2 separate regions of the Homo sapiens genome follow, and region 1 is linked to region 2. Evidence: chromatin loops called from intact Hi-C (ENCODE). Cell type or tissue: dorsolateral prefrontal cortex. All regions are shown on one strand. Links, peaks and the distances in the headings refer to the core of each region. The heading gives the core; the rest is flanking DNA.

Region 1 (5,363 bases), core at 213-5,212, 230 kb before region 2:
GGGGCCGGGACGGGGCGGGAACGGGGCTGGGTGCCCAGTTCTCGCCTGCAGCCGCCCAGTCCTGTGCGGGAGGCCAGGGAGGGGGTGCCCGTGACTATGGGCCCCGCGGCCCCCAGGGGAAGGATGCGGCCCATGGCGGCCGAGCCCCCTACCTGGGCAGCTGCACCCTGGTGACGGGGACCTCGGACTCCGGGGTGTGTCCCCGCCGGCTGAGATGTCCCCGCCAATTCTTGGCGCTTTGTGTCTGGGGCCAGCTCCGGACACACCTGTGGGTCCCGGGCCCTATGCTGGGCCGCCCCTCTCCTTTCCTTCCTCTGCCCTGGCCCTGCCCACAGCCTCCTCCTACCCCAGAGGCCTCTGTTTCTCCTTGTGCCTCTGGCCCCAGCCCTTGTGTGAGGGTGGACGCCTGGTTCTCTGTCCCCATCCTCACATGCGTGTATTCCCCAAAGGGCCCCCCTCTGTTATTTTGGCTGCCTGGCGTTAGAGGGGGTGGGAGCTGGCTGTTCCCATGGGTGGGCTCTCTCCTCCCTTGGGTTGAGACCTGGGAACATTCCCCCCCGGACCCTGGTGTCCCTCCTGCAGGACAGAGGCAGGACATGGTGGGCAGGCAGGCAGGTGAGGGAGGGGCAGTTGGGTCTGAGAGAAGGGGCTGGAGTCTGGCTTCAAGAAGGGGCCATTCCGCCCTAGTGCTGGGGGAGTCCTGCCTCTGGAGGGAGCTGGGGAGACTCTGGGGTTTGGGGGTGGGACGTGAGGCAGAACGGGGAGCAGAAACTGCACCAGGGAGCTCTGCCCACCCCAGCTTCTCAGTTGGGCTCATGGTTCTCCCGGGGGGCTTCCAGAACTTCATCGTCAACCAGATCTGCTCGACGAAGTCGGAAACCACCTGGTTCAGATCCTGGGGCTGAGCCTCACTGTGCCCCCAGTGCCCCTGAGCCTGGGGACTGCTGAGAGGAGGGAAGCAGATGAGGTCAGCCGGGCCTGGGCACCAGCCCCTGGCAGCAGCTGGAGGAGTCGAGCAGCCTCAGTGATGGTAGTGGCCACCCAGACCATCACAGCAGGGAAACTGATCTCGAGGCTTTCAAGGGATCCAGGGTGGGGTGCGTCATAGGGCTCAGTCCGTATTTGTTGAATACTGACTCTTCCGTAAGGAGCGAATCAGGGTATCAAATCTGCTGTCTGTATATTGGATTGATTTAAAAACAAGATGGTGGCACAGAGTCAGACTTGGACTGGAAGGGTCCCAGAGACCCTCCCAGAACTCCTCCGACCTAGCACGGCTCCTTCCTTGTCACCCCCTACCTGCGGTGAGACCAGGGCTTGGGTCATGGGCAGGTCTGCCGCCCCAGCTGGCACTAGGAAATCTCAGGAGGCCTGGAAGGGATTGGAGCTGGGAGCCTCTGCCATGCTGGCTGGGTTCACAGAGGGCCAGAGGGCTGCGGAGCCCGCAGACGGGGGGCTCCCAGGAAGAGGGGACAAGGTGGGGCAGGGCCCTTCCCCAGATCATTCTCATGAGGAGACACCTGAAGCTTGGGCTCCCAGAAGCTGCAAAGCCTGATGTTTCTCTCAGCAGTGCGCTGTGGATTCAGGGTGAGGGTGTGGGTAGAGCCCTGGCTGAGGACAGCTTAGTGGTCTCTGTAGTTTTTAAATTTTTTTCTGAGACGGGGTCTCACTGTGTCGCCCAGGCTGGAGTGCAGCAATGTGATCATGGCTCACTGCAGCCTCAACCTCCTGGGCTCCAGCAATCTTCCCACCTCAGCCTCCCAAGTAGCTGGGACTACAAGAGAGCGCCACCACACCCGGCTAATTTTGTTTGTTTTTTGTAGAGGCAGGATCTCACTGTGTGGCCCGGGCTGGAGTTTTTGCACTTTGTTTTACGATAGATTAAGACAGAAACCAGAAAGAGCTGCAGGGGTTGAGGGATCAATCCCATCACCCTCACTTCAAGCCCCACAAGCACAGTTGAAGATCACTCCTGAAGGGTGTAGAAGTGGGGGCACCTGGTGCTCAAGGCTGCCTTCAGGAATCTGGGTCATCCTGTCCCCAGCCACCTGCCTGGGGCCCAGCTCCATGCAGATCAGCCCCTCCCTGAGCACGTGGGCCTGCTTGGAGTGCCACCTGCCGACTGCCAGTCCTGTGCCCTGTTCCCTTTCCTGTCAGATGGAGACACGGAGGGACACAAGAACCAACAGGGCTTGCATCAAACTGAGATAGATTTCCTCCTGTCCCCGTAATCCCGGCTGACCTGAGGCCAGCCTCTCGCTCCTAAGACACCCATGAGAGGGCGTGAATGTGGGTTAAAATCTGGGATCCAGTCTGGGTGCCGTGGCTCACGCCTGTAATCCCAGCACTTGGTGAGGCCGATGTGGGTGGATCACCTGAGGGCAGGTGTTCAAGACCAGCCTGACCAACAAGGTGAAACCCCGTCTCTACTCAAAATCCAAAAATTACCTGGGTGTGGTGGCGTGTGCTTGTAGTCCCAGTTACTTGGGAGGCTGAAACAGGAGAATTGTCTGAACCCAGGAGGCGGAGGTTGCAGTGAGCCAAGATCATGCCACTGCTCTCCAGCCTGGGCAACAGAGCGAGACTCTATCGCAAAAAACATAAATAAATACATAAATAAATAAATAATAATCTGGGATCCAGAGCCCCACACACAGTGGCTTCAAGTCCTAGATCCACTGGCTGTGTGACCTTAGACAAGTCATTTCACCTCTCTGAGTTTTACTTTCCTCTTGTGTGAAACAGGGACAATAACAGCCCTTATCTTATGGGATGAGATACACATGTAATGCCCCCAGTGTGGCTCCAGACACATGACGACCACATTAAAAACACACTCAGATTCTTCCCGGCCTCCTCCTCCCTCCTGTCACTTTCTCTGCTATCCTCACCACGCCTATCTCGGAAATCTCTCATCGGGCTTTCACCAGCCAGAAACTCTTCAGCGCCTCTCTCCTGCCTTAATTCATAAATGAAACAAGGATTTATGGAGCAGCTGGGACCGGAGGTCAGGCGCTGAATCAGACAGAGTAACATTTCTGTCCTTGCGAATGTGACCAGGTGTGGAGGCAGCAGGGTGGAATATGTGACCTGTCAGGTGCTGGAAAGTGCTGAGGACAGGAAAGGAGCGTGGAGGGCGAATGAGGAGGATGAGAAGGTGACTTGGGGGGAAGCTAGCAGGAGGGGAGGGAAGGCAGGGAGCCATGCATTTCAATATCTGGGGAAAAGCATCTCAGTCCAGGGACTGGCAGATGTCACAGCTCAGAGGTGGGAGCTGCCCTGAGGGAGTGTGTCCCGGAACGACCAGGAGGCCAGTGGGTGAGGGGAGTGAGCCAGGATGGAAGAGCAGGACAGGAGGTCCCTGAATGGGGTGGCCTTAACCCTAAAAAAAAAAAAAGTCAATGTCATAAAAGACTGAAAACCCTAACCTTAACCCTTTTGGCTTTTTTTTTTTTTTAAGATAATGTCTTCCCTGTAGCCCAGGCTGGAGTGCAGTGGCGCAATCTCAGCTCACTGCAACCTCTGCCTCCTGAGTTCAAACAATTCTCCTGCCTCAGCCTCCTGAGTAGCTGGGACTACAGGCGTGTGCCACCATGCCCGGCTAAGTTTTTGTGTTTTTAGTAGAGACGGGGTTTCACCATGTTAGCCAGGATGGTCTTGATCTCCTGACCTTGTGATCCGCCTGCCTCAGCCTCCCAAAGTGCTGGGGATTACAGGCATGAGCCACCGCGCCTGGCCTTTTTATTTACTTATATATTTATTTATTTATTTATTTATTTATTTATTTATTTATTTTGAGACGGAGTTTTGCCCCAGGCTGGAGTGCGATGGCACAATCTCGGCTCACTGCAACCTCTGCCTCCCGTATTCAAGCGATTCTCCTGCTTCAGCCTCCCGCGTAGCTGGGATTACAGGCATGCGCCACCATGCCCAGCTAATTTTGTATTTTTAGTAGAGACAGGGTTTCTTCCATGTTGGTCAGGCTGGTCTCGAACTCCCAACCTCAGGTGACCCGCCCGCCTCGGCCTCCCAAAGTGCTGGGATTACAGGCATAGCCACTGCTCCTGGCCCCTTTTGGCTTTTATTCAGAGTGAGATGGGAACCCTTGGAGGGTTTTGAGTAGATACAGTGGGACTCCTCTTTGAACAGGGCCCACTCTAGCTGCACATGGACAACATATTGTGGGGGATGGGGGTAGCAGTGAGGCCAGTTTTGAGGCCATTGTTGTCATCTAGCTAAAAGGTGGCTGGGCAGTGGCACGCTTATGAGCTGTGGCTGGGTTGAGGCCACAGATACTAAAGGTGGAGCCAGCGGGATTTTCGGGCTGACCAGATGGGGGCATAACAGAGAATGTCAAGAGTGACCCCAAGCTGATATGGTGGCTCACACCTGTAATCCCAGCACTAATTCCAGCACTTTGGGAGGCTGAGGCGGGCGGATCAGTTGAGCCCAGGAGTTCGAGACCAGGCTGTGCAACATGGCGAAATCCTATCTCTACTAAAAATTAGCTGGGTATGGTGGTACATGCCTGTAGTCCCAGCTACTTGGGACGGTGAGGCAGGAGAATCACTTGAACCCAGGAGGTAGAGGTTGCAGTGAGCCGAGATTGCGGCACTGCACTCCAGATTGGGTGACAGAGTGAGACCCTGTCTCAAAAAAAAAAAGGAAATCCCCCACCTTGCAGCCATCAGAAGAATCAAATAATTGATTTAGGTTAAAATCATCTATGTATGCTAAAGCTCTTAGGACCGCAAGCTCACATCACCATGCCTGGCTAATTTTTTTTTTTTTGGAGACAAAGTCTCGCTCTGTCACTCAGGCTGGAGTGCAGTGGTGTGATCTCGGCTCACTGCAACCTCTGCCCCCGGTTCAAGCAATTCTCCTGCCTCAGCCTCCTGAGTAGCTGGGACTACAGGCGTACGCTGCCACGACTGGCTAATTTTTTTGTATTTTAGTAGAGACGGGGTTTCACCGTGTTGCCCAGGCTGCTATCGAACTCCTGAGCTCAGGCAATCCACCCGCCTCGGCCTCCCAAAGTGCTAGGATTACAGGCATGAGCCACCGTGCCTGGCAATTTTTTATATTTTTAGTAGAGATGGGGTTTTGTCATGTTGGCCAGGCTGGTCTTGAACTCCTGACCTCAACTGATTGAGTGAGATTACTGGGGAACAAGACATCTCAAAGTGCCATGCCACAGATTACTTATTAATTATAGGGGAAAAAGGGACTCTACAAGGTACAGAGGTCCCCAGAGGATCCAGCATTACAGGCAAATAGCAAGAACACACAGCTCTGTGGTGTCCCCGCCTGAACGCTCAGTTTGAAACTTTCTGAGGACCACCAGGGAGATCCACATTGAGGAG
Region 2 (5,363 bases), core at 190-5,189:
CCACATGCTAAATGTGGCCGTGCCCATCGCCACCTACTCCGTGGTGCAGCTGCGGCGGCAGCGCCCCGACTTCGAGTGGAATGAGGGTCTCTGCAAGGTCTTCGTGTCCACCTTCTACACCCTCACCCTGGCCACCTGTTTCTCTGTCACCTCCCTCTCCTACCACCGCATGTGGATGGTCTGCTGGCCTGTCAACTACCGGTGAGCATGTGAAGTTCTGGGGTTCTTGGGGTTCTAAGCAGGCGTGAAAACAAAGACATATCTGGTGTGCCCATGCGCACACAGGAGTGGCCACACCTGTGGCATGCTGGGAGGGCAGGCAGGCTCAGGAGGGGCTGCTGTAAGCTGCTGGGGGCATACACGTAGCTTTGCATGGGTAGACACAAGCAGCCAATACAGAATGCTTGGAAGAGGGACGTGTGACAATGTTCACAGTATCTCCTATGCAAGGAACAAGGCCCTGCCACACTGGCTGTGCCATGACTATGATATACTGGGGGTGTGGGGTGCCTGGGTGGTGCGGATCCCCTACAGGTCCCCAGAGGCCTGGGGAGGCCCTGTGGGTGACGCCAGATCCCTCTGTTCCACCCTGCCTCATGCCAGGCTGAGCAATGCCAAGAAGCAGGCGGTGCACACAGTCATGGGTATCTGGATGGTGTCCTTCATCCTGTCGGCCCTGCCTGCCGTTGGCTGGCACGACACCAGCGAGCGCTTCTACACCCATGGCTGCCGCTTCATCGTGGCTGAGATCGGCCTGGGCTTTGGCGTCTGCTTCCTGCTGCTGGTGGGCGGCAGCGTGGCCATGGGCGTGATCTGCACAGCCATCGCCCTCTTCCAGACGCTGGCCGTGCAGGTGGGGCGCCAGGCCGACCGCCGCGCCTTCACCGTGCCCACCATCGTGGTGGAGGACGCGCAGGGCAAGCGGCGCTCCTCCATCGATGGCTCGGAGCCCGCCAAAACCTCTCTGCAGACCACGGGCCTCGTGACCACCATAGTCTTCATCTACGACTGCCTCATGGGCTTCCCTGTGCTGGTGGGTGACGGCGTCGGGTAGAGGGGCCTGTCTCTGGGACAGCCCTGGGGCTGCTCATACTCCAGGCATCAGGTGGTTGAGTCCTCAGACCCAATCCTTTGAGATGGGCTTGATCATCGTCCCCATTTTCCAGATTTGGAAACCGAGGTTCAGAGAGGTGTAAAGACCTGCCTAGAGTCAGGGCAGCCTGGTGGGACTTGAACCCACATCCGGCAACTGCAGGGCCCAGGGCCTAGCTGCTACAGTGCAGAAGAGTTTACTCCCCTTGCCCAAGGCCCATTTTTTTGTTTTTGTTTTACTTTATTTATTTATTTATTTTTGAGACAGAGTTTTGCTCTTGTTGCCCAGGCTGGATGTGCAATGGCACAATCTCAGCTCACTGCAACCTCTGCCTCCTGGGTTCAAGCGAGTCTCCTGCCTCAGCCTCCAAGTAGCTGGGATTACAGGTGCCCGCTGCCACGCCTGGCTAATTTTTTTTTTGTATTTTTAGTACAGACAGGTTTTCACCATGTTAGTCAGGCTGGTCTCGAACTCCTGACCTCAGGTGATCTGCCCATCTCAGCCTCCCAAACTGCTAGGATTACAAGCGTGAACCACTGCATCTGGCCTCAAGGGCCGTTTGATGCAGAGGTAGGATAGCATACCCATGGGTTTCCTGGTGGGTCCAGGTCCCAGGATGGACAGAGGGAGCTTTGGTGCCGTAGGTAGGTAGGTAGGGGCGCAGGATCAGGAGACAGAGCAAGGCCAGGGCGGGCCTCAAATGTCTGTTGGGGAGTTGCACTTGATACTAACGGCTGGGGAAGGCCAAGGTGAGGGCTGCTGTGAGAAAGGCCTTGCCGACAAAGGTCTGAGGTCCAGAGGGGCTGCCTGGGGTCCTCTTGGTGAAGCTGGGACCAGCTTGGCCCAAGAATGAAGTCTGGACTCAGTAGCCAACCCCTGCCCCCTGCAGGACTCTACGCCCATCCCCGAAAGGTCTGCAGTGAGACAGGGAGAGGACTGGGGCAAAGACCAGCCTGAGGGGTTTCATCCAAGCAGCAGGCAAGACTGCCTTCCCTGAGCCATTGCAGGACATGAGGACATGAGCTCCAGAATGGTGACTCGGGGGGTGGCAGCTTCAGAGTCAGGGCCTTGCTCAGGAGGCAGCCCCCACTGCCCCACCCCCAGCAGGCCTGGTTCTCCCCAGCTAAGGGTCCTCATGTGTACAGTGGGGGCTGGCAGCCCGGTCCCTGTGCAGATGGAGGGCAGGGGCTTCATGAAACAGCAGAGACCCACAAGGCACCTCGGGAGCAGAGTGGGGGCAGTGGTGGGGAGAGGCGGGGCTGGGAGGGAGTCAGAACCACCCCTGCGTCTCTTACGGACGGGGAAGAGGGTACAGCTTGTGGGGCCACTCCATGCTGCTGTTATAAAGCGTCCGGAGTCTTCACCCTCTAGAGCATGGCCTGTTCTTAGCCCATTTTCCAGATGAAGAAACTGAGCCCCAAAGGGGTTTAGCAGCTTTCTGAGGGTCACGTGGCCCACAAACGGCAGAATCAACATACCCACATCCTCCACACTTTCACTCTTTTGTGGCAGTCACTTAAGCATCACTCTTTGGGACAGAGCAACGAGGGCTATCCTGGGAGAGGAGGAATGCAGGGACCCAAAAGCAGGGGTAGGGCTGAGGAGGCCACTGGCCGGGAAGGGGGTGGTAGAATCTTGAACAGGCTTGAGACCTGGTTCTCTAAGCCTCAGTTTCCTCATCTCAAAAAGGGGATGGCAGCCGGGCACAGTGATTCATACCCGTAATCCCAGCACTTTGGGAGGCCGAGGCAGGAGGATCTCTTAAGCCCAGGAGATGGAGGCTGCAGTGAGCCATGATTGAGCCACTGCACTCCAGCCTGGGTGACAGAATGAGACTGTCTCAAAACAAAGCGGGGAGGAGGTGGTAATCCATGCCCCACTTCTCTCCATGGGCAGCCAGGAGGAAGACAGAGCAAGGCCACCCAGTGCTGCCCAGTAGCCAGGTAGCTCCCGGAAGGCGGGGCCTCCCACTGCCACGCTCCAGCTCTTTTCTCCCCAAGGGCCCCTTCTCCTTGGCAGATACCCACCTGTCAGACCTGCCGTACACATGGGGAGACCGAGACTCAGGGGGAGCTTGTGTGATGGTGGGGGGTCCTGCAGGTGCCAGGCCGAGCCCTGTGCCCACAGGTGGTGAGCTTCAGCAGCCTGCGGGCCGACGCCTCAGCGCCCTGGATGGCACTCTGCGTGCTGTGGTGCTCCGTGGCCCAGGCCCTGCTGCTGCCTGTGTTCCTCTGGGCCTGCGACCGCTACCGGGCTGACCTCAAAGCTGTCCGGGAGAAGTGCATGGCCCTCATGGCCAACGACGAGGAGTCAGACGATGGTGAGGATGGCCTGAGAGTGGCCCCAGGGAGAGTGGCGTCTAGGTTAGGTCATTGGGGTTGGCAGGAAAACGGCTGTCAGGCAACGCCACTAAGGAGGTGACTTCATTCTCAACCACCAGACACCCCGTGTCACCCCCAAATGTACTTGAATGTCCAAGGGACCTAAGCCAGGTTCCCACAGGGCACTCTCCTATCTGGCTTGGCTGCCCCAGGTTCCAAGTAATGGGATGTTCTGGTTAACAGAGAGCAGGGTAGACATGTCTGCAAGTGCTCCAGCGGAGCTCCTGGGCTCACCCCCCAACCTCAGGGATCCCCAGCAAGCTGCCCTGGGGGCTCCTGCAGACCGAGGTCCTGTCTGGATACCGTTACCAGCAATCCCATTACCCTCAGCCCAGCCCGTGCTCTGTCCAGGCACTGCCAGCCCCTTGCGTGTGTTATTTAGTCCTCCCGAGGTCACCTCTGGTCCCACCCCATGTCCTAGATAAGGAAATTGTCTCAGTGAGTGACCTCCCTGCCCAGTCTCACAGCTAAAGGGTGGCATATTTGGGATTTGAACCCAGAACCCCTCCCATTCCCTTTTCAGCTAACCAGCCCCCTACCTTGTATATGTCTGTTGGGGGATCTCAGGGGGATCCCTGGGATTCCCTCCCAGATGCCCCCAAGTTTCCATGACCCTAAGGCTCTGCCCCCCCACCCACCCCCCACCCTACAGAGACCAGCCTGGAAGGTGGCATCTCCCCGGACCTGGTGTTGGAGCGCTCCCTGGACTATGGCTATGGAGGTGATTTTGTGGCCCTAGATAGGATGGCCAAGTATGAGATCTCCGCCCTGGAGGGGGGCCTGCCCCAGCTCTACCCACTGCGGCCCTTGCAGGAGGACAAGATGCAATACCTGCAGGTGAGCGCAGGGCTGGGGGAGAGGCCGCACCTGCGGGTGACAGGGTGTCCTGAGCTCCCCGAGGCCTCTCCACTCGGAGCCCATCTCACGCCTTCTGCAGTCGCAGGGGTGGCTGTCACCATCCGAGGACGGGCTGTCCAAAGGTCACACAGCTTGTGTGGGTGGGCCCCAACCGCCACCCCCATGGTCCCTGTCACATGAGTTATCTCCTGCCGGCTCAGTATCCTCAACGAGCGCCCTCCCCAACCGACCCCAGCTGTCTGACACAGCCCTGCGGCTCGAAGAGACTGCACCAAACCTCACAGCTCCCAGCCAGACTGCCCCAGCGCGCAGCCTGGTCCCTGACCCACGGAAGGCCTTTCCCCAGGGTGGAGAAGGGTTTGTCCCCGTTTCCCAGGAGGGCAGCTCGGGGTAAAAGCCAGCCGCGTCCTGACAGGTCCCGCCCACGCGGCGCTTCTCCCACGACGATGCGGACGTGTGGGCCGCCGTCCCGCTGCCCGCCTTCCTGCCGCGCTGGGGCTCCGGCGAGGACCTGGCCGCCCTGGCGCACCTGGTGCTGCCTGCCGGGCCCGAGCGGCGCCGCGCCAGCCTCCTGGCCTTCGCGGAGGACGCACCACCGTCCCGCGCGCGCCGCCGCTCGGCCGAGAGCCTGCTGTCGCTGCGGCCCTCGGCCCTGGATAGCGGCCCGCGGGGAGCCCGCGACTCGCCCCCCGGCAGCCCGCGCCGCCGCCCCGGGCCCGGCCCCCGCTCCGCCTCGGCCTCGCTGCTGCCCGACGCCTTCGCCCTGACCGCCTTCGAGTGCGAGCCACAGGCCCTGCGCCGCCCGCCCGGGCCCTTCCCCGCTGCGCCCGCCGCCCCCGACGGCGCAGATCCCGGAGAGGCCCCGACGCCCCCAAGCAGCGCCCAGCGGAGCCCAGGGCCACGCCCCTCTGCGCACTCGCACGCCGGCTCTCTGCGCCCCGGCCTGAGCGCGTCGTGGGGCGAGCCCGGGGGGCTGCGCGCGGCGGGCGGCGGCGGCAGCACCAGCAGCTTCCTGAGTTCCCCCTCCGAGT

Evidence for each region. Hi-C counts contacts between places; a loop is a spot of excess contacts. Peaks named below come from ENCODE experiments on the same cell type or tissue, not always from the same donor. Only the 100,000 strongest peaks of a DNase experiment are listed, where the experiment ranks them.
Region 1: a loop joins it to region 2, with 4 times the contacts of the local background. A loop is called at or near these places in 18 of 110 quality-filtered maps.

Annotation. Positions count from the first base shown.
Region 1 is chr1:6,479,957-6,485,319 of GRCh38, reverse strand. All of the region lies in intron 1 of PLEKHG5 (pleckstrin homology and RhoGEF domain containing G5), which reads left to right. Among named protein-coding and RNA genes, the nearest start is that of PLEKHG5, 9.0 kb to the left of the region's middle. In dorsolateral prefrontal cortex, for the core only: no CTCF peak of the experiment used is centred there; no DNase peak of the experiment used is centred there; H3K4me3 peaks cover 518 bases; H3K27me3 peaks cover 311 bases.
Region 2 is chr1:6,249,388-6,254,750 of GRCh38, reverse strand. GPR153 (G protein-coupled receptor 153) reads left to right here. Exons shown (of 6, transcript NM_207370.4): 2 at 1-201; 3 at 604-1,033; 4 at 3,221-3,413; 5 at 4,127-4,311; 6 at 4,748-5,363. Among named protein-coding and RNA genes, the nearest start is that of HES3, 7.9 kb to the right of the region's middle. RefSeq lists an enhancer at 4,527-5,068. In dorsolateral prefrontal cortex, for the core only: no CTCF peak of the experiment used is centred there; no DNase peak of the experiment used is centred there; H3K27me3 peaks cover 3,273 bases.